Regions from separate parts of the Homo sapiens genome. Here regions 2, 3 and 4 are each linked to region 1. Evidence: chromatin loops called from intact Hi-C (ENCODE). Cell type or tissue: heart left ventricle. All regions are shown on one strand. Region 1 overlaps FAM120A (family with sequence similarity 120 member A). Region 2 has its middle 130 kb from the start of FAM120A. Region 3 overlaps WNK2 (WNK lysine deficient protein kinase 2). Region 4 has its middle 5.8 kb from the start of WNK2.

What was found. Hi-C counts contacts between places; a loop is a spot of excess contacts. Peaks named below come from ENCODE experiments on the same cell type or tissue, not always from the same donor. Only the 100,000 strongest peaks of a DNase experiment are listed, where the experiment ranks them.
Region 2: it touches region 1 in a loop (2.3-fold over the local background); 7 of 110 quality-filtered maps call a loop at or near these places.
Region 3: a loop joins it to region 1, with 6 times the contacts of the local background. A loop is called at or near these places in 12 of 110 quality-filtered maps.
Region 4: it touches region 1 in a loop (3-fold over the local background); 28 of 110 quality-filtered maps call a loop at or near these places.

The regions. Positions count from the first base shown.
Region 1 is chr9:93,563,796-93,568,795 of GRCh38, reverse strand. FAM120A (family with sequence similarity 120 member A) reads right to left here. Exons shown (of 18, transcript NM_014612.5): 18 at 2,684-4,567. The coding sequence ends at 4,256. Among named protein-coding and RNA genes, the nearest start is that of PHF2, 10 kb to the left of the region's middle. RefSeq lists a silencer at 1,964-2,383. In heart left ventricle, CTCF peaks have their summits at 2,064 and 2,265 (motif pointing right); DNase peaks (open chromatin) are centred at 1,611 and 2,165; H3K4me3 peaks cover 1,498 bases; H3K27ac peaks cover 981 bases.
Region 2 is chr9:93,323,006-93,328,005 of GRCh38, reverse strand. No RefSeq gene overlaps it. Among named protein-coding and RNA genes, the nearest start is that of FAM120A, 130 kb to the left of the region's middle. RefSeq lists enhancers at 656-1,155, 1,156-1,657. In heart left ventricle, no CTCF peak of the experiment used is centred here; no DNase peak of the experiment used is centred here.
Region 3 is chr9:93,310,591-93,315,590 of GRCh38, reverse strand. All of the region lies in intron 28 of WNK2 (WNK lysine deficient protein kinase 2), which reads right to left. Among named protein-coding and RNA genes, the nearest start is that of WNK2, 130 kb to the right of the region's middle. In heart left ventricle, a CTCF peak has its summit at 2,820 (motif pointing right); no DNase peak of the experiment used is centred here.
Region 4 is chr9:93,175,887-93,180,886 of GRCh38, reverse strand. No RefSeq gene overlaps it. Among named protein-coding and RNA genes, the nearest start is that of WNK2, 5.8 kb to the left of the region's middle. In heart left ventricle, no CTCF peak of the experiment used is centred here; a DNase peak (open chromatin) is centred at 3,016.

The DNA of each region.
Region 1 (5,000 bases):
TGATGAAATGCTAACCAGGAATAATGACACTGGTCCTCACAAGACTCACCTACAGGGTAGCATGGATACCTGGAGCCCACTGGGCATCCAAGCACAACCCGTCCTGCCTCAAAGCCTTCAACAGACCACAGCACTGGAGGATACAGCAAGCCCTGTCCTCGGGGTGGCCATGGGCTTCTCCGCTCTCCATGGATTCCCCTTGGCTGGGTGCTCCATCCGCTGCTCCTGGCCCAGACCTGTATTCCCAGATAGCCTCCACTCATGGCTGCATCACTTGCCCATGCCACCCATCTCCCCATCTTTTCTCATTTTCTTGCTTGAAATATTCTTATTTGTACACATGTATGTTGTCCCCCTACTCAAATGTAAATGCCAGAAAGGCAGGGGCCTTGACATCTTCTGTCCCATGGGGCCTAGGGCTGGGCCTGACACGGACTCTCCGCAAGTGCTTGCAGAACAAGGTAATGTCCAACCATGCTGGTGGGGAAAGACTGAATACGTTACGATGCAGCCCCACCGTGGAGTCTGTGGAACTATGGCAGAATATGGAATGGTAGGGAAAGGCAATCATCAAATGATGCTAAGTTGGGAAAATGTTACAAAATATTAACATGATTTTTTTTGTATAAGAAAAAAATCTATATATTGTATAGAAGGAGAGAGACCAAATGTTAAAAACAGGTGTCTCAGGATGGGGGAATTACCGAGGACTTCTTTTCCTTTTTGTGTATCTAGCCAGTATTTCTTAAACTTACCACAATAAACACATATTGCTTTTGAAACAAGAAAAAAAAATCAGTAAAACCTATTTTTTTGAAAAGGAAGAGGATAAATGGCCAGGCAGCAGAACATACGACTTGCCCCAGGATATCATGCTGCCAGGAAGGAGAAACACCAGCATCACCATTCAGTCCAGCCCGCACCAGTGCCACCCACAGCCACTGACCCCTGGGCCCATGACAGCATCGCCCTTGGGCCTTCCTCTGCAATTCTGGTGGTGTGGAAGGAGTGGCCAGCATGGCTCCAGCAAGGAGGGATGTCCTTGGCCTCCTTGTTCCAGCCACAGGGTCGCCGGAGCCCCAGCACCCTCTCCCTTCCTCTCTCCTTAATGCCCACGCCTGCACCTACTGGAGCTTCAGGAGCGGGTGGACAGACCCAACTTGGAGCTAAGGGTTGGGTTCCAGCCCAGTCCCTGCTGAGAGTGACCTAAAGCAAGCTGTGCTGCTCTCTCACCTACAGCAATTGCAACTAAGAGATGAGAACCACCGGAAAGAAGGAGCACCTGCTTGTCAGGGAGCAGAGAGGGACCCTTGACATGCGCGCGCTCCTGCTGCTGAGACTGTACTGTTCAGAAACCTGTCCCTCTCCCCTCTTAAAGCCAGAGGGCTCTCCCTGTCAGTTTGCTATTCTCAAGTGGCGTGGGCCTGCCCCTTGAGAGAGGGAAGAAAAGCGCGTGGTTGTCACGGTGGGAGAGGTACTGCCTAGCAATGGATGGTGGAAGCTGGTGGGCCTGGAAAGTGTTCCTCCACAACGCTGTCCCTCTGCCAGGCACGTGCGATCCAGAGTGGGTTAGACTGGTTCCCGTCACAGGCAGGGTCCTCAGTGGAATGGTGTTTTTGAAAGATGGAGCGTCCGGGCGCCCCCATCTTCTCACAGCACAGAGAAGGGGCTGGCTGGCCCGCCACCGGGAGGCTGGCGCAGAGGGACTCAGCCGTGGCCCCGGAACAGCGGGCCACCGTCAGGAACCGGCGAGTCAGGGTGGGAAGAGGCCCTGGAGTGAGCGAGGCTAGCTTCACTTCCTTCAAACTCTGAAGGCCCACCCCATAAAAAGAAGGGGTAAATTCGTCTGGGGTCTGAACAGCCAGGACCAAGAGCGCTCTCAGGCTGCTAGTTGGAGAAACTGGCTCGGCTCGGGCCTTGCTGGGACTCGGGCTCCCAGGGTCTGCTCGGTCTCTCTCGGGGCACTCGGGTCTTTGCTGGGCCCGGCGCCGGCCCCGCACAGAGAACCGGCTTCAACGGCGCAGTCTCAGCCTCCGGGAGGAAAAAGCTGGGAGTAGGCCTCACTGACACGGCCCCGCCTCGCGGGCTGCGCGCGCACCGGGACCTGCGCGGTGGCGGACGGGGAAGCGCCACGCAAGGCCCCGCCCCGCCCTTCCACAGGAAGGAAACGCGCCCCCGGGCGAGCGCCAGCCCCTCCCTGGAGCGGGATCGCCGCAGCTCTCCTGGCCGCCTCCGGCGCCGTTAGCCCACCATCCCCCGCTAGAGGGCAGCACGGGGCGCTTTCTCCAGGCGCTCGGCGGACCTGGGTACGGGGACCTCATATCAGGCTGCAGAGAAGAGCCTTCAGTCAAAAGGATGGCATGAAAAACGGACTATACTTGTAACATCCAGCTTTTAAAACGTGGTGGAGTCAAATTTATTGCTTCCTCAGGGCTTAAAAAAACCTCTTCTGTAAGTCTGCTTTATCAAACAGAATTTTTTTATCCCCTTGGTTGCTTGAAACTGAGCTATCAAACAAATTAATCATATATTAATGTCCCTCTAAGCCGGAAACCTGGAATTACTTTGAAAAGGTAAAATATTTTTCAACTTTGGTTTTCTGATCTTTTCAGTAGTTGTTTCGATTTGAATTAAACCTCTATAAAATTAGCTTTTACAAGTGAATTTAAAAGCCACGCCATACTTTATACTAAAAGAATAAAGATTTTTATTAAGCATTGTAAGTTGCATTCAATAGCCTTCAGATACACCACACCACAATCCATCGACAGTCAATCAAACCCAACAGCAGTTCATTCTTGCACAATCCATGAGTTAGGGCAAAACTCCCTTCAACTTACAGTAAGATCCTACTTAGCTCTTGCGGGCAGGGGTTGGGGAATTACACCTCATTTCTGATCACTAATGTGATGAAGAGCATCAGAAGTATATGAAAACGATAAGAAGTGATTCTGATTTCAAAGTACATTGTTTGGAAACATTAACAAAAACATCAAAATGATAGAAGTATACCTGCTTCTACTAAATTCTTGATGGGAAAGTTCTCAAGAACAAGCAATTTGTTTCCTGCTACAGAAGGGGGGGGTGGTTTTTTTTTTTTTAAGATCAAAGGGTTTTTTTTCACAGAATTTCATATTTGCTAATATGAAGGCATAAAACAGCAACAAAGAACAATAATGCATACAGCAGTGAATACACCAGGGTAATGTTGATATTCGAAACGGCTAGATAATTTTTGGGGGGCTTTAGAATAAATGCAACAGAGGTCAATAATCACAAAATTTTAAGGTTAGAGCAAGATCAGTCAATGACTAAACAGAGTTAACATCTTTTATAGGACTATTACTGATTATTAGCATTTTTGTTTTGCAAATGGGCACATACTGTTAAGAATGGAAGAAAGGACGATAACATGCATATTAACTACACACTTTAAAAATTATGAACCATGCAGAAGTTTAGCTCAAGTAGTAGTACTAATGGTCTACATCCGATTCAAAACCACATAGTTCATTGATCACAGATGCATGGTATTAGTCACGAAAGTTTCAGAACACATTGTGTTGATTTTGAAAGGTCATTTGCATCTTCTATGATTTCAACTTTATCTCCATTTAACTTGCTTGTAAAGTATGTATGATGTATTGTATATTTAAAATCAGCAGAACGGCAATATTACTCTATAATTTTTTAGTTTTGATAGTTGCACTTTTTTTTTTTAACACAAAAGAACCACATCAACAGTGATGAAATTTAAGAAAGAAAAACTGTGGTTGTGCCTTATTTCTTTCATAATCATAAAAATCAAAGCCTTAAAGAAAGCTTCATTGTGAAACAGTAATGCAAAATCAAATATAATGGCATACATATGGTGCCAAATGCTAAAAATTATATTTTAAGCTATATATACTTAAAGACTGCCAAAATTTGTTTTCTTTATAGTTCAAGAAACACAACTAAAGGCTTTTGTCATAACCAGTTTAAACTTTATGTGTACTTCATTTTAAGTGCGGGAGTCAAATGCTCTTCATTTTCTTTCTCTTTTTTGTTTTATTGTAGCATTTTGACTACAACTGGTTAAAACTAAAAATGTGTTGTTTAAATCTCTGATATCAAAGAGGGATCTGAATTTCCAAAGTCCTCATTTTTCTCTTACGGAAAGGACAAAATGTACATAACTGCAGGCTCTCTTTCTCTCCAGATATTCCTAAATCCTTACCCTTCCAGCATCCTTCACCCTCTATAAAAAATAAGTTTACTCTTCTTTATTTAAGACAGCTGCCTCCAGAGCAGCTTCTCTGCGGCAAGCGCTGTCTGTACTTAGTGCATTTAAATGAGGATTTGTATTGCACGTTTTAGAGTCATTATTCAAGGCACTTTCAGAGTGGCTGGGGGCCCTGGCGTCACCCGTGCTCCCGTTCATCTGGGGAGCCGGCTTCTCCTCGGCCATCACTCCGTTTTCAGCCAGGGACCCGTCTGAAGACATAGCAGAGGACTTCGATTCCCCAGATTTTGACTTAAGTTCTTTGGCCACTTCTTCTGCTGAAGCAGCATAAGGAGGTCTGCCCTGTTTAAAATGAAGGACAACAAATGAGAAGGTGGTTTCTGATAAACAGAAGAGAGAGGATGCCAATTTTGGCCTAATGACACTCTCTGCAGATTCAAGAGCAGAAAATGCCCAGCTGGGTCCTTCTAACCCTGTCTTTGCTTTGACTTTTGGGCGGTAGATGCTCTACCTGTCTCAGTCAGTTCCCTCCATGGCCCCTTCCCTCAACTCCTCTGTAGTTAACACCCTGAAAATGAGGGAGATTCCCCCTTCAGGAGCTCTGTCTAATCCTTTGTATGGCACTAAATTGTTTAAAGTAACAAATGCCCCTCAATAAGTCCTCTCTAAAATTGCGACTGTTCCCACTGCCACAAAACAAACAGGGTCTCCCACATCTGCCTGTGATGTGCAGCAGCACACACACCCCATTTCTACTGGGGAAATACAGTCATTG
Region 2 (5,000 bases), 240 kb after region 1:
TCTAATGTGATTTAATATCCTTGTGTAGATTTGACTTAAGAAGATAGAACATTCCATCATACTCCTTTTCTTAAAGACTACCTAGAAGACTAATGAGTGATTTGATCACATAGTTGAATCAGTGTTATAATAAAAAGAACACTTTACTAAATTCTCGATAATGTTCTGAAGTTTTCCAAAAGTGTAGTCTATATAGATCTTTATTTTTCAGACTATTTAAATATTTTTGAGATTTAGTTTGTAGTAACATCTAGCATCCTAGGAAAACACAAATACTGTGTGACAGCTCATATACTTTTTTCTTTTTAATTTTCATTCAAATTTCAGGGTGCTTTGTTTCTCCCCTTCAATTTTAATTTTAATAGCAGCTGTAAACACTTTGCTTCAAAATTATGGTAAATCATGACACAAAAGAGGTCTCAAGCAGAGTTTTTTTCTTTTCATTTTACTATAGCTAGCTTGTGACCACATCTACATCTTGTTATTGCTTGGCATAGCACATACCTTTTATAACAATACTCTTTGTAATAACTTATTTAACTACAAGGAACTCATAGCCGACTCAACAGTAGTATTTTAAGTTGTTAGTTCATATATTAGATGTACACTTGACACGGTTTGTAACATTTAAAACACACATTATTAATTTAAAGCTTTTGATGTGCCACATAGTTTAATATTAACTTGCTGAATGTAAAATGGACTCAAAGTTTCCTTTTGGAGTATGTTGAAAGATTATCAAGGTTATAGTTATTGGTTATACATAATTATGTGGTTATAGTTATTTGTTTCTTAAAAATGAACAATCTTAAAGTTTAGAAACGTAACAGTACTTGGAACATTGTTCTGCATCCTTGTGAACAAAAGAAGATCCAGTGATACTTAGAGGAGAGAGACAAACTTTGGAAGCTGTCTGTTGACTATTAAGAGACTTGTCTTCCTCTTAGAGGTGGGACCAATGACTGGGAGTGATATAGGGAGGATAAGACCTGTCTCTAAAATTGCTGTGAATATTGTCCACGTAGAGTGCACTTTACTTCAGCATAGGTTGTGAATGAAAAGTATATTGATGTGCTAGAAAGGCTTTAACCAAAGGCCTGAGCTTGTCAAGCCTGAGGCCGGCACGTGGCGTGAGCGTGGTGAATGTGCAGCGGCCTCTGCCCGCACCCAGCTCCCCGGCTCTGGGTCATGAAGGGCCGCTGGGCGTTTCTCCGCATGGTGCCTGTGTCTCCTGCATTGTTAGGAGCTCCTGCTTCTCACTCCAGTTCCTCCTTCTCACTCCTGCTTCCTCCTCCAGTTAGGATCGTCAAATACAAAGTCACAAAAGGATGGCTTAGCCGAGTTCAATCTCTTCCTGAACTGTGCCATATGGAAGTATATGTCAACTCGTGAGCAAGGTGGACAGCGTGAGTTCAGTCTTCATCTAAATGCAGCCCTGGACAGTCAAACACTTCACTATTATGCTAATTCATCCACTGTGGACATATCACATTTTTGGTTATGATGATTCTTCATCTTTGAGGGCAATAGACACCACCTATGTTTTGAGAAGGTCCTCGCAGAAGCAATGATATGTGGAATAAACAGAACGTCAAGCCTGCCTGGGCAAAGTTCAGGTCCCTCCAGTTTACTGAGGAACCAAAAGAGACTGCAGTTGCCAGTCTCTCTCCAAAAGCTAATTCTAGTGCCAAGCTCATGGGATACCGGGCACACATGGATTCCAGACAAGCGACCCATGTATTCCACTCAGAGTCAAGGGCATGGTCGTGTTGAGTCAGACACTGAGTCTCCAGATATGCTGTGAGGACAGGACGTCGTTCTCCCAGGAAAGGAGCTACTAGGAAGACAGTGGGGGAGGAAGCGGGTGCAGCAGTAAGCATCCACCTTCAGCCTCCCTCCACCGCCCCCTCCCCTCCCCCACTCAGTGTCTTATTCAGATGCTGCTGGGTGGGGCCTGGATGTCTGTATTTTTTGCAGGTTCCTCTCAGGATTCGGATGCAGAGCAAAGCTGGGGCCCATCCGAGGGCATCGCTTGAGACTTGCGAAGGGGATGCTTATTTCCCCAGGTCCAGCCCACAGGCCCCTAGCCTCTCATGGCTCCTGACCTTGTGGTCCACGGTGTGACCAGCCTGTCCTCCCACCCCCAGGCTCTGTTGTCTGCCATCTGTTGTCTGTGGCTTAGCTGCAGGGTGTAGCTCTCACAGGCTCCTGTCCTGCCAGCTTCCTTGGGGTCCAGCCCCCGGGGAACCCCAGAAGGATAGCAGGGGCAGGGGCAGGCTGGGGCCAGGCGCTGAGCCTCCCAGCTCCTTCCTGCGAGGCCACCTCAGCTGGCTCTGTCGTGGGCTGCAGGCCGTGCTCCTCTTCCGGGGTGACTCTCACAGCTGTGTTCCTTGGGGCTCCTCCAACGTGACCCTCCTGTGGCGGCCCCAGGCCTGGAGCCGGTCATGGCTGGATGGGGACGGCCTCCGGTTCCTGCCTGCGTGTGTTTCTTGACGCTGCTCTAAGGTCTCACCACAGCCTGGCAGTCTCAAGCAGCACAAACTTATTACCCTCCTGTCCTGGAAGACAAAACTGAAAATCAGTCTTGCTGGGCGAAAGTCAAGGTCTGGGCAGGGCGGGCTCCTGCTGGGGGCTCCTCCTGCCTTCTCGGACTTCCCAGGCTGCCCAAGGCCCTGGGCTGCTGCCCGGTCCTCCCCTCCTGGTCTCCACTCAGCATCTGCTCTCCGGGTCCTGCTGCTGCTGTCACACTTCCTCCCCTGACCCCTCCCTCCTGCATGGAGGGACCCTGAGATGATGCTGCATCTGCCTGGCTCATCATGGCCTCTCCCCACCTGAAGATCCTGTCCCAAGTCCCATCAGCGAGGGTGCTGGTGCCATGTGAAGATGACATGCACAGGACCAGGCATTCACATGTGGGCCCCTTGAGGGGACATTATTCTGTCTACCAACACTGCCTTCCAGACACCCACACTTTTGGAAACAGTCCCTTGTGTATGAACCTTCCTCAAAGTCACCCAATTCCAGCACTGTCTGTTTCCCTGACAGGGTGTGCTGTCCTTGGCTCTTATTTCAAAGCAGGTCGAGAAGGGAAACCCATGCCTGTCAACATTCCCTAAGCCCACTGTGCTGCCTGAACAGGTAAGCCTGTGGGGACCGTGGCTGTCCACTGTGGCTTCTGACTCTTGTTACCCTCCACGCAGCCGCAGGCTCCTCCAGCTCCGCCTGAGCTTCCCCAGGGGCTGCGTCCTCACCTTCGTTCCTCACCCTGCCCAGGATCTGGCTGCTCTCGCGTCCCCTGCCCACCCCTCCTCCATCCACACACCCTCTTCCCTCTCCCCAGCCTCCACTCACTCACTCCACAGAATCAGGCTGAGCGCCTCCCTCATAGGAACAGGAGGAAATAGGAAGTGAAACAGACAGGACTTCTGTGCCCAGGTGGCCGGCAGCAATGGGGAGGCTGGAGGGGGATGGAAGGGGACATACATGGGATCCCCTGTGGCCTCCATGGTGCATCGTCACACTCTGAGAAGTGAGACAGGAGGTCCACAGGGAAGGCCACGTTCAGAAGGGAGCACAGGGGCATCAGGCTGACCCGGCCTTGAGTTGGAGAGGTTGCCTACGGAAGTGAGGCTGGAGCAGGGACCAGGCGCCGAGTAGGCATTTGTGAGGCCCTAGGAGGACGGAGCCGGGCCCCTCAGGGCTCAAGGGACCCCGCCTAGTGGTGGGGCTCAGAATGAGGGGAGCAGCAGGTAGGAAAGACCTGGAGAGGGCAGAGCTGGGCAAGGAGGCTGGACCAGAGCATCCATTGTTTGAAGAGATCATGCAGGCTGCAGTGAGGAGACTGGATGGAAGGGTGTTTGGGGACATTTCAGCTAAAACATCTACTCAGCTGTTCACAGCCCACATTTGGGAAATGAGGGGACAAGGATGAGTCTGAGTCCTAGACTGAGAATGAACCAGGTGACTGGTCATGCCAGCCTCGGAAACTGGGACATCTGGGAAGACCCCATGAAGCTTGGGAGTGATATCGTTTTACAACGTGGAGCATCTTCAAGATGACTTTGAGGGTCTCCATGGAGAGGGGGAGAGGCAGCTGGATTTATGGGTCTGGCAGCTCACAGAACCTTGAGCTGGTGATCAAATTTGGAGGGCTTGGGCTCAAAAGGATCAACTGTTAGGAACTGCTATTGCTCCAAAGCCCTCCTGCCCCGGCCCACACAGCCTCACTGGGAGGCAGAACCAGCTGGCGGCAGCTCCGACCCCTGCAGCCCAGGACCCTGGTCTCTGCTGTCCACCACAGTGAGAAATGAATGATTCTTCACAGAGTTGCATGGGACAACATTGTCTCCCCATCCAGCCTGGCCTCGGGCAGCCTTCGACCCCCAGTGTCCTCTCAGGGTGAGGGACTCTTCTCCACACCTCTGCAGGACTGCATGAGCCACCACCAGCACAGTGATGCCTGTGGCATGTGGGCCTTCTGCCCCCTCTCAAGGGCAAGTCTAATAAAGCCAAGTTCAGGGACCACAACCACGATGTGTACAGAGTGGTCACCATTGCTGAACTCCCTTAACCACCTGGAAGGCAGGCGTCCTGGCCCAGGCTTAATTGCATCCTCTAATGAATGAAGACAGGCTTCTTCAGGTGTTTTATTTTTGTTTTTGTTTTTTTTGTTGTTGTTTGTTTTAGAGACAGGGTCTCACTCTGTCACCCAGGCTGGAGTGCAGTGATGTGATCACGGCTCACTGCAGCCTTGACCTCTTGGCCTCAAGTGATCCTCCTGCCTCAGCCTCCCAAAGCACCGGGATTACAGGCATAGGTCACTGCGCCTAGCCTTACCAGCCCTTTAGTAATAAGCACTTTTCAGAGAATTGAAGCTGTTCAGCCTGGAGATGAGGCGCAATATCACCCTGGACACTGGAAGTCTGGTTGGATGCTGGGGTCAGCTAAAAACAAAACAACACTGGAGAGCAGAGGCTGTGGCTTGGCTGCCTTGACCCTGC
Region 3 (5,000 bases), 250 kb after region 1:
CAAGCAAGAACCAACATCACATGTATGGTGAAGCTTGGGTGGAAGAATGGTGAGATCACTGATGCTTTCTGAAAAGTTTACAGGGTCCATGTCCCCAAAGAAAATAGCAGTTTACAAATGGTTGACTTGTTTTAAGAAGGGATGAGACCATGCTGAAGACGGAGCCCACAGCGGCAGGCCATCCGCATCACTTTGTGAGGAAAACACTCATCTGGTCTGAGCCGTAAGTGCAGAGGACGGGTGGTTAACAGCAGAAATAGTGGCCAACACCACAGACAGCTCAGTAGGTTGAGCTTACACAATTCTGACAGAAAAATGAAAGTTGAGCAGACTTTCCACTCAATGGGTGCCAAACCCATTGCGCCCACATCAGGCGCAGAGAAGAGCAGAGCTGTCAGTGGTAACTTTGAACAAGTGGGATGGAGATCCTGAAGCTCTCTTTGAACTATAGCGACATGAAACGTGGCTTTCCTGGTATGGTCCTGAAGACCAAGTGCAGTCAAGGCAATGGTGCTGAGGGCTGGAAGTGGTCCCATCAGAGCAAAAGTGGGCCAGTCAAGAGCACATTGTGGCAACAGCTTTTGGGATGCTTAAGGCATTCTGCTTGCTGACTTTCTGGAGGGGTAACAAGGAATGTAACATCTGCTTAGTATGAGAATGTTTAGGGAATGTTAGCCAAAGCTTCAGCAAAACCCCCCCCGGGAAAGCCTCCCCAGAGAGTCCATCTCCATCACGACAATGCTCCTGCTCGTTCCTCTCACCAAAGAAGGGTGATTTTGCAAGAGTTTCCATGGGAAATCATCAGGCATCTACCCTACAGTCCTGATTTGGCTCCCTCTGACTTCTTTTTGCTTCCTAATTTTGAAACATCTGTAAAGGGCACCCATTTTTTGTCAATTAATAATGTAAAAAAGACTCCATGGCCATGGTTAAATTCCCAGGACCATTAGGTCTTTAGGGAGGGACTAAATGGCTGGCATCATTGCTTATAAATGGCTGGCATCATTGCTTATAAATGGCTGGCATCATTGCTTATAAGTGTCTTGAACTTGATGGTGCTTGTGTTAAGAAAAAAGCGTGTATTTCTTCTTTAGTAGCTGTAACTATAGGTATGTGCCACCATGCCCAGCTGTTTTTTTTTTTTCAGACAGGGTCTTGCTCTGTCGCCAGGCTGGAGTGCAGTGGCACTATCTCGGCTCACTGCAGCCTTGACCTCCTGGGCTCAAGCGATCCTCTCACCTCAGCCTCCTTAGTAGCTGTAACTATAGGTATGCACCACCATGCCCAGCTGTTTTTTTATTTTTATTTGAGACGGACTTTTGCTCTTGTCGCCCAGGCTGGAGTGCAATGGCACAATCTCGGCTCACTGCAACCTCTGCCTCCCAGGTTCAAGCGATTCTCCTGCCTCAGCCTCCTGAGTAGCTGGGATTACAGAAGCCCACCACCATGCTGGGCTAATTTTTTTTTTTTTTTTGTACTTTTAGTAGAGACAGGGTTTCACCATGTTGGCCAGGCTAGTCTTGAACTCCTGACCTCAGGTGATCCACCCGCCTCAGCCTCCCAAAGTGCTGGGATTACAAGCGTGAGCCACTGCACCCAGCAGCCCAGCTAATTTTTATATTTTTTGTAGAGATGAGGTTTTGCCATATTGCAAAGGCTGGTCTTGAACTCCTGGACTCAATCAATCCACCTGCCTCAGCCTCCCTAAGTGCTGGGATTACAGGTGTGAGCTACCATGGCCAGCCATATATTTCTTACTTTTATCTTTTAATTCCATTTTTCTGTGAACTTTTGGAAGCCCCCTTGTATATGACAAAAGATATATGATGAACTCCCACAAATCAATAATAAAAAGTTAAACAAATCAACTTTTAAATGGTCACTATCCTTGACCAGGCACTTTTTAAAAGACGGCTGATAAGAATATGAAAATATAAGAATATGAAAATTGTTTAATTTGCTCTAAGGCAAATTAAACAATAATGAGAAACCTATTACTAGACCTCAAATTCTTTTTGCAAATACAATTTCAACTACAATGTCCTACACAGAATATTTAAAAAGTCACAAGAAAAGACAAGGCAATATAAAGAAAAACTAGGACAAAGAGCAAACAAAAACTAAAAAATATTATGTGAAGGAGATACAAGATAGAGAATTTTGGTAAAGAGTCAGAAACTTTTTTTTTTTTTTAAAGATACAGGAGATACGGTTAAAAAAAAATTCAACTGAAAAACACAATAACCCAAATTAAAAACTGAATGGATAGGTTTAACAGCAGTTTAGACACAAAGAAAAATTTAGTGACCTAAAATCTAAAGCAAATAAAACAGGAAGGTATGACTCATTCAAAGGAAAATATTTAACTGACAAAAACATGCCCAAGGAAGCCTAGACATTGGACTTAGTAAACAAAGGCTTTAAACCGACTGTCTTAAATGTGCTCGAAGAACTGAAGGAAGCCATGGACACAGAACTACAGGAAGTCAGGAAAATCACAGAGGAACACAATGAGGATATCAACAGATAGGAATTATGAAGGTGATCAAATGGAACTAGAAGAGCTGAAAATAATAACTGACACTTACAAATTCACTAGAGGGGTTCACCGGCAGATCTGAGCAGGCAGAATAAAGAATCAGCAAGCTGGAGACACTTACAATGGAAATGATCCTGTGAGGAGCAGAGGAAAAAAGTGGCAGAGTGGACAGAGCCAGAGGGTGGTCCACCATGAAGTGGATGAGTAAAACATTACGGGAGTCACAGGAGAGGAGAGCCCAGAGATGAAGGCTAACTCTTATGCTGCAGTGACTCTCCACAAGGGGGCCAAGACCATTCAAAGGGGAAAGCAGTTTTCAACAACGTCTGCTGGGAAAACTGGATATGCACATACCAGAAAAAGAAGGTGGAGCCCTGCCTTGCCTCACAAAAATCAACTCTATCCCAGCACTTTGGGAGGCCGAGGCGGGCGGATCATGAGGTCAAGGGATCGAGACCATCCTGGCCAACATGGTGAAATCTCGTCTCTACTAAAAATAAAATAAAATAATTAGCTGGGCATGGTGGTGCAAGCCTGTAGTCCCAGCTACTTGGGAGGCTGAGGCAGGAGAATTGCTTGAACCCGGGAGGCAGAGGTTGCGGTGAGCTGAGATCATGCCACTGCACTCCAGCCTGGCGACAGAGTGAGACACAATCTCAGGAAAAAAGAAAAAAAATCAACTCTAAATGGACCAAAGTTCTAAATGTGAAAGCGAAAACCAGAAAACTCTTAGTAGGAAACTTAAGGAAAAGGTTTCACAACACTGGATTTGGCAGTGATTTCTTGGGTATTTCACTAAAGGCACAGGCAACAAATGAAAAACAAGACAAATTTTAAAACTTTCGTGCATCCAAAGGCACTATCAACAGATCATATATCTGATAAGGGATTAATATCTGGATTATGCAGAAAATTCCTAAAACTCAACAATGAAAAAAACGAGCTGATTCAAACATTGGCAGAAGACTTCAATAAATACTTCTTCAAGGAAGACATAGAAACAGCCAATAAGCACATGAAAAGCCGCTCAATATCACTACTCAATTAGGAAAATGTAAAGCAAAACCACAGGATACCACTTCACACCTGAGAGGATGGCTACCATCAAAAACCAGAAAGGATGGCTGAACGCGGTGGCGCACGGTGGCTCACGCCTGTAATCCCAGCACTTTGGGAGGCCGAGGCGGGTGGATCACTTGAGGTCAGGAGTTCGAGATCAGCCTGACCAACATGGTGAAACCCCGTCTCTACTAAAAATACAAAAATTAGCTGGCCGTGGTGGCAGACGCCTGTAATCCCAGCTACTCGGGAGGCAGGAGAATTGCTTGAACCTAGAGGGTAGAGGTTACAGTGAGCCAAGATCGTGTCATTGCACTCCAGCCTGGGCAAAAGAGCAAAACTCCGTCTCAAAACACACACACACACACACACACACACAAACAAAAAAACCCAGAAAGGAAATCTTCTGTTGGCACAGATGTGGAAAAACTGGAACCTTTGTGCACTGTTAGTGGAAATGTCAAATGGTATAGCTGTTACTGAAAATAGTTCCTCGAAAAACTATCATACAATTACCATATGATCTAGCAATTCCACTTCTGGGTTTATACCCAAAAGGATAAAAGCAGGGTCTTGAAGGGATGCTTGTACACCTATGTTCACAGCAGATTAATAACAGCTAAAAGATGGAAGCCACCCAAGCGTCCACTGACAGAACTGACAGACAATCCCGTAACAGGATTCCCCTGAGAATGGATGTGGTACCAGATAAAATGAACTATCACTCAGCCTTCAAAGGAAAGGAAATTCGGACATGCTACAACATGGATGTCATCAAGGGTGCCCTTGGAGGACATTTTGCTAAGTAGAATAAGCCAGTGGAAAAAGACAGATACCGTGTGATTCCACTCTATGAGGTACATAGAGGAGTCAAAGTCAGAGAGACCAGAAGCAGAATGGAAGTTCCCAGGGGCTGGGGGAGGGACAATAGGGAGTTATTGTTTAATGGGTACAGAGTTTCACACAATAAAAAGAGATGGAGATGAACAGTGGTGGTGGCTGCACAGTATTCTGAATTTATTTATTTTTGAGACAGGATCTTTCTCTGTCACCCAGGCTGGAGTACAGTGGTACAATCATAGTTCACTGCAGCCTCCAACTCCTGGGCTCCAGCGATCCTCCCACCTCAGCCTCCCGGGTGGCTGGGACCACAGGCATGTGCAACCACGCCTGGCTGATTTTAAAAAGTTCTGATACATACTACAACATGGATGCACCTTGAAAACATTGTATCAAATGAAATAAACCATTCACCAAAGGGCACATACTGTATGATTCCATTTCTATGAGGTACTTAGAGTAGTCAAAGTCATAGAGACAGAAAGAAGGATAGAGGCTACCAGGGCCTGGGAAACCAGAGGTGCCAGAGAGGGGGCTGAGGAACTAGTGTTTAATAGGGATA
Region 4 (5,000 bases), 390 kb after region 1:
ATCTAGTGCTCAGGTCCAGTGTGGCCAGGCCACTTGCCTGAGTGCCCCCCGGGTCACACCATGGGGAGAATACCCTGGCAGGGGCATCAGATGGGGAGGACAGTGCTGGAAAAGCAGAGCCCAGAGAGGCCAGGCAAGTGGCTTGGGGGAATGCAGGAAGACCTGTGACCTGAGGAAGGGCGTGGGGACAGGATGAAGGCCTGACAGTGTGTGGTGGCAGGAAGGTGGCAGTAGGTGGGAGCAGGTGGGCTGTGGAAGCTCGGGCCCCTACTCCTGGAAGATGATGTCAGAGGATGGGAAGGGCATGACCAGGCTGCAGTGTCTTCCTGCTGTGGGTCATAGAGCCTCAGGACAACCAGCAGGATGGAAGCTCCCCGTGGGTAGGGCCTGAGGTAGGCAGGTCGGGTGGTACAGGATGACACAACGCTTCTGACTCAGCTGTGATGGATGAATGGTTGAAGAACTTGTTTCCTTCCAACAGCAGGGTTCCATTAGAAATGTTCCGAAGTATGACACACAAATCAGAAAACGATCCCGTTTCCTAAGTCAACACTTCACTGTGTAGGACTTTATTTGCGATTCTAGTGGAGAGGTGAGATTTGGGGTGACGCTCAGTTCTGGTAAGGCAGATCATACAGCTAAAAGTAGGCCAGGTGCTGTGGCTCACGCTTGTATTCCCAGCACTTTGGGAGGCCGAACGGGTGGATCACCTGAGGTCAGGAGATCGAGACCAGCCTGGCCAACATGGTGAAACCCTGTCCCTACTAAAAATACAAAAAAATTAGCTGGGTGTGGTGGTGTGCACCTGTAATCCCAGTTACTCAGGAGGCTGAGGCAGGAGAATCACTTGAACTTGGGAGGCAGAGGTTACATGAACCAAGATTGCGCCACTGCATTCCAGCCAGGGCAACAGAGTGAGACTCTGTCTCACGACAACAACAAAAACAAACAAACAAAAACAAAAACAAGAAAGGCCGGGCACAGTGGCATGCACCTGTAATCCCAGCTACTCGGGAGGCTGAGGCAGGAGAATCGCTTGAATCTGGGAGGCAGAGGTTGCAGTGAGCCAAGATCATGCCATTGAACTCCAGCCTGGGCAACAAGAGTGAAACTCCGTCTCAAAAAAAAAAAAAAGGTAAAACTGCAAGTACAGGGAAAAAGAGAGTGCATGGATGTGGGAGGAAGGCAGAGTCACCCTGACCTCCCCCGCAGCTCCTCTGGCCTCAGTTTCTCTATCTGTAGTGTGGGACCCGCTGGGCCATCTCAGCTGCTGGTAGGAGTCACCGTCGGACCTGCATGACCCTGTCTCACGCCCTCTAGCCCAGTGAGTCTTACACACAGCTGCCCTGCAGCATCTCCAAGGCCTGAGATGCCGCCTCCGCAACCGGAGATTCTGCTGTGTGGGATGGGGTGGGCCTGGCCTCAGGTGTTTGAAAGCTTCCAGGTGGTCCTGCGGAGACTCCACGTGCTGCGAGGGTCTGGCACACAATGGCACTCAATAAAAGCTGCCTGCGTGGGGGGTGCACTTGCATGGAAAGAGCAACAGAGCTGACCCTCCATTCCACTCTCTGGCCGCAAATCTTGTTTTGCTGTGCTCCCCGAGAGCAGCCTCATGCCATGTGCCTCTCAGGGTTGCTTGTTTCTCTCAGGGGAGGAATCAAAGTTCAGCTTCTGGAGCCCCACAGCTTCCCTGACTTGGACGCTGACACCCGGCTCCCAGGTGGCCCTGAGGGGCAGACAGGTACCTGTTGCCCCTGGAAAAGACCTCAGGTCCTGCTCACCAAGGCTTTTATTTCATTTTTGTGGGTCAGGCCGGCTAAGCCAGCTCATGTGGCTTAAAGGGCAGATGATGGGGGCCTTGCTGCTCTGGTCTCCTGGCGGAGGCTCCACGGCAGGGTGGAAAGGCTGCAGAGTACCCACTATTTAAAGAACCCTGTGGCCGGGTGAAGTGGCTCATGCCTGTAGTCCCAGCACTTTGGGAGGCTGAGACAGGTGGATCACTTGAAGTCAGGAGTTCGAGACCAGCCTGGCTAACATGGTGAAACCCCATTTCTACTAAAAATACAAAAATTAGCTGGGCATGGTGGCTCACACCTGTAATTCCAGCTACTCAGAAGTCTGAGGCAAGAGAGTCACTTGAACCCAGAAGGCGGAGAGGTTGCAGTGAGCTGAGATTGCACTCTGTCAAGAAGAAACAAAGAAGGAAAGAAAGAGAGAGGGAGGGAGGGAAGGAAGGGAGGGAAGGAAAGAAAAGAAGGAAAGAAAGAAAAAAATAAAACAGAAAATAAAGAATCCTGTTCCTCTGTTCTTGGAGGTGCAGGGTCCAGCAGGGCCTCAAGGGGTTCCGGGTTGACTAAACGGTTCATGGAGGGAGGGGATCCATGCCCCCAGGAGGAAATAAGCAATGCAGTCCTTTAGCCCCAGGGCAGCGGCCACCTGAGGCACCAGGACACACCCCTAGCCTGTCTGATGGTGCAGGACTGGGTGGCACCAGTCCCCCAGAGAAAGAGGACAGAGACCTGAGAAAAGCTAAGGGGCATAGCGGGCCAACAACTGACATCCCATGATTGCTGAGTTGACACCGGCCCATTCATGGTGGAAAACCAGCAGCATCCTCCGTTGTGACATATTCCCAGTGGCCACAACAAATCATCGGGCACAGCTGGCAAGAATTGGAAATGAGGCTGTGTTAGCAGGAAGTTGAGGCTGACATTTTCAAGGAAATACCCAAGGTTGGATTCGCTGGGGACCAGAACCAGCCAGGGTGACACTGGCTTTCGGCTTATGTCCAGAGCAGAGCGTGTCATGTGAAGGGCAAGCCAGGGAAGTGTCAGGATTTTGCTTTCTTCAGGGTATGACCTTCCCAGGGGTAATCTGGCCACATCTCCTTGATTGACCCCAAGCCTAGGCTACCACATGTTCCCCATGGGCCCACAGGGGAGAGTGACATCTGGGCCTAGAGAGATGGGGGAGAATGTGGAGCCACTGGGGAAGGTCAGAGGGAGCTCCGGAGCGGGCGTGCTGTGGGAGGGGATGGTGAACTTGGCTTGGCCTGCTTCCCTGCTGCTGCTAGGGACATCTGGCCGCCAGAGCCAGAGATGGGGGTCTGGAGTGCAGAGGGAGGAGGCGCAATGTTCTAGAACACAGTCCTTATTTCTCTGTTTTTAGTAATTTAAAAAATTATGTAACATTTCGTTTACTCCCAAATATCAAAACACTTTGATTTTTAAATAACAGCTTTATTTAGATATAATTAATGTACCTACCATAAAGCTCATTCTCGTAAAGTGTGCGATTAGGAGGTTTTTAGTACATTCAGTGTTGTGCAACCATCACCTCTATCTGATTCCAGAACATTTTCATCACGTCAGAAAGAATCCCTGTCCCCACTAGCAGACGACGTTCCCCATTTCCTCCTCCCCTCAGCCCCTAGCACCCACTGGTCCACTTTCTGTCTTTATGGATTTGCCTATTCTGGACATTTCACATAAATGGAATCCTACAATATGTGACCTTTTGTGTATTATTTCACTAAGCATCATGTTTTCAAGGTTCATTCATATTCTGTAGCATGCATCAGAATTTCATTTCTTTGGTTTCTTTTCTCTTTTTCTTTTTCTTTTTCTTTTTTTTTTTTTAGATGGAGTCTCACTCTGTTGCCAGGCTGGAGTGCAATGGTGCAATTCTTTTTTTTTTTTCTTAAGACAGAGTCTCCCTCTGTTGCCCAGGCTGGAGTGCAGTGGTGCGGCCTCGGTTCACTGCAGCCTCTGCCTCCCGGGTTCAAGCAATTCTCCTGCCTCAGCCTCTAGAGCAGCTGGGACTACAGGCACATGCCACCACACCCGGCTAATTTTTGTATTTTTTTTAGTAGAGATGGGGTTTTGCCATGTTGGCCAGTCTGGTTTCAAACTCCTGACCTCAGGTAATCCACCCGCCTCAGCCTCCCAAAGTTCTGGGATTACAGGTGTGATCCACCACCCCCGCCGCGATTCTTTTTTTAGGCCCAAATAACATTCCATTGTTTGGATATATGGACTGATGTTTCTTGTTTTTTTTTTTTTTTCGAGACAGAGTCTCACTTTTGTTGCCCAGGCTGGAGTGCAGTGATGCAATTTTGGCCCACTGCAACTCTGCCTCCTAGGATCAAGGCATCCCCTGCCCCAGCTTCCCAGCTGGGATTACAGCCACCTGCCACCATGCCAGGCTAATTTTTTATATTTTTAGTAGAGACGGGGTTTAATCATGTTGGTCAGGCTGTTCTTGAATTCCTGACCTCAGGTAGATGATCCACCCACCTCAGCCTCCCAAAGTGCTGGGATTACAGGCATAAGCCACCGTACCCGGCCTGGATTGATTTTTTTAAGAGCACAAATTCATTATAAAAAAATTTATAAAACCAGGTGTGGTGGCTCACACCTGTAATCCCAGCACTTTGGGAGGCCGAGGTGGGCGGATCACCTGAGGTCATGAGTTTGAAACCAGCCTGGCCAACATGGTGAAACCCTGTCTCTACTTAAAATACAAAAAAATTAGCCGAGCGTGGTGGTGCACCTCTGTAATCTGAACTTCTCGAGAGGCTGAGGCAGGAGAATCACTTGAACCCGGGTGGCAGAGGTTGTAGTGAGCCGAGATCGCACCACTGCAACCAAGCCTGGGCAACAGAGCAAGACTCCGTCTCAAAAAATATATATATATATATGAAACAGAAAAAGCAGAAATAAAAGTGTTTAGGCCAGGCATGGTGACTTACACCTGTAATCCCAGCACTTTGGGAGGCCGAGGTGGGTGGGTTGCCTGAGGTCAGGAGTTCGAGAGCAGCCTGGTCAACATTATGAAACCCCGTCTCTACTAAAAATACAAAAAATTAGCTGGTTCTGATGGCAGGCGCCAATAATCCCAGCTACTTGGGAGGCTGAGGCAGGAGAATCGCTTGAACCTGGGAGGTGGGGGTTGCAGTGAGCTGAGATCGCACCACTGCACTCCAGCCTGGGAAACAAGAG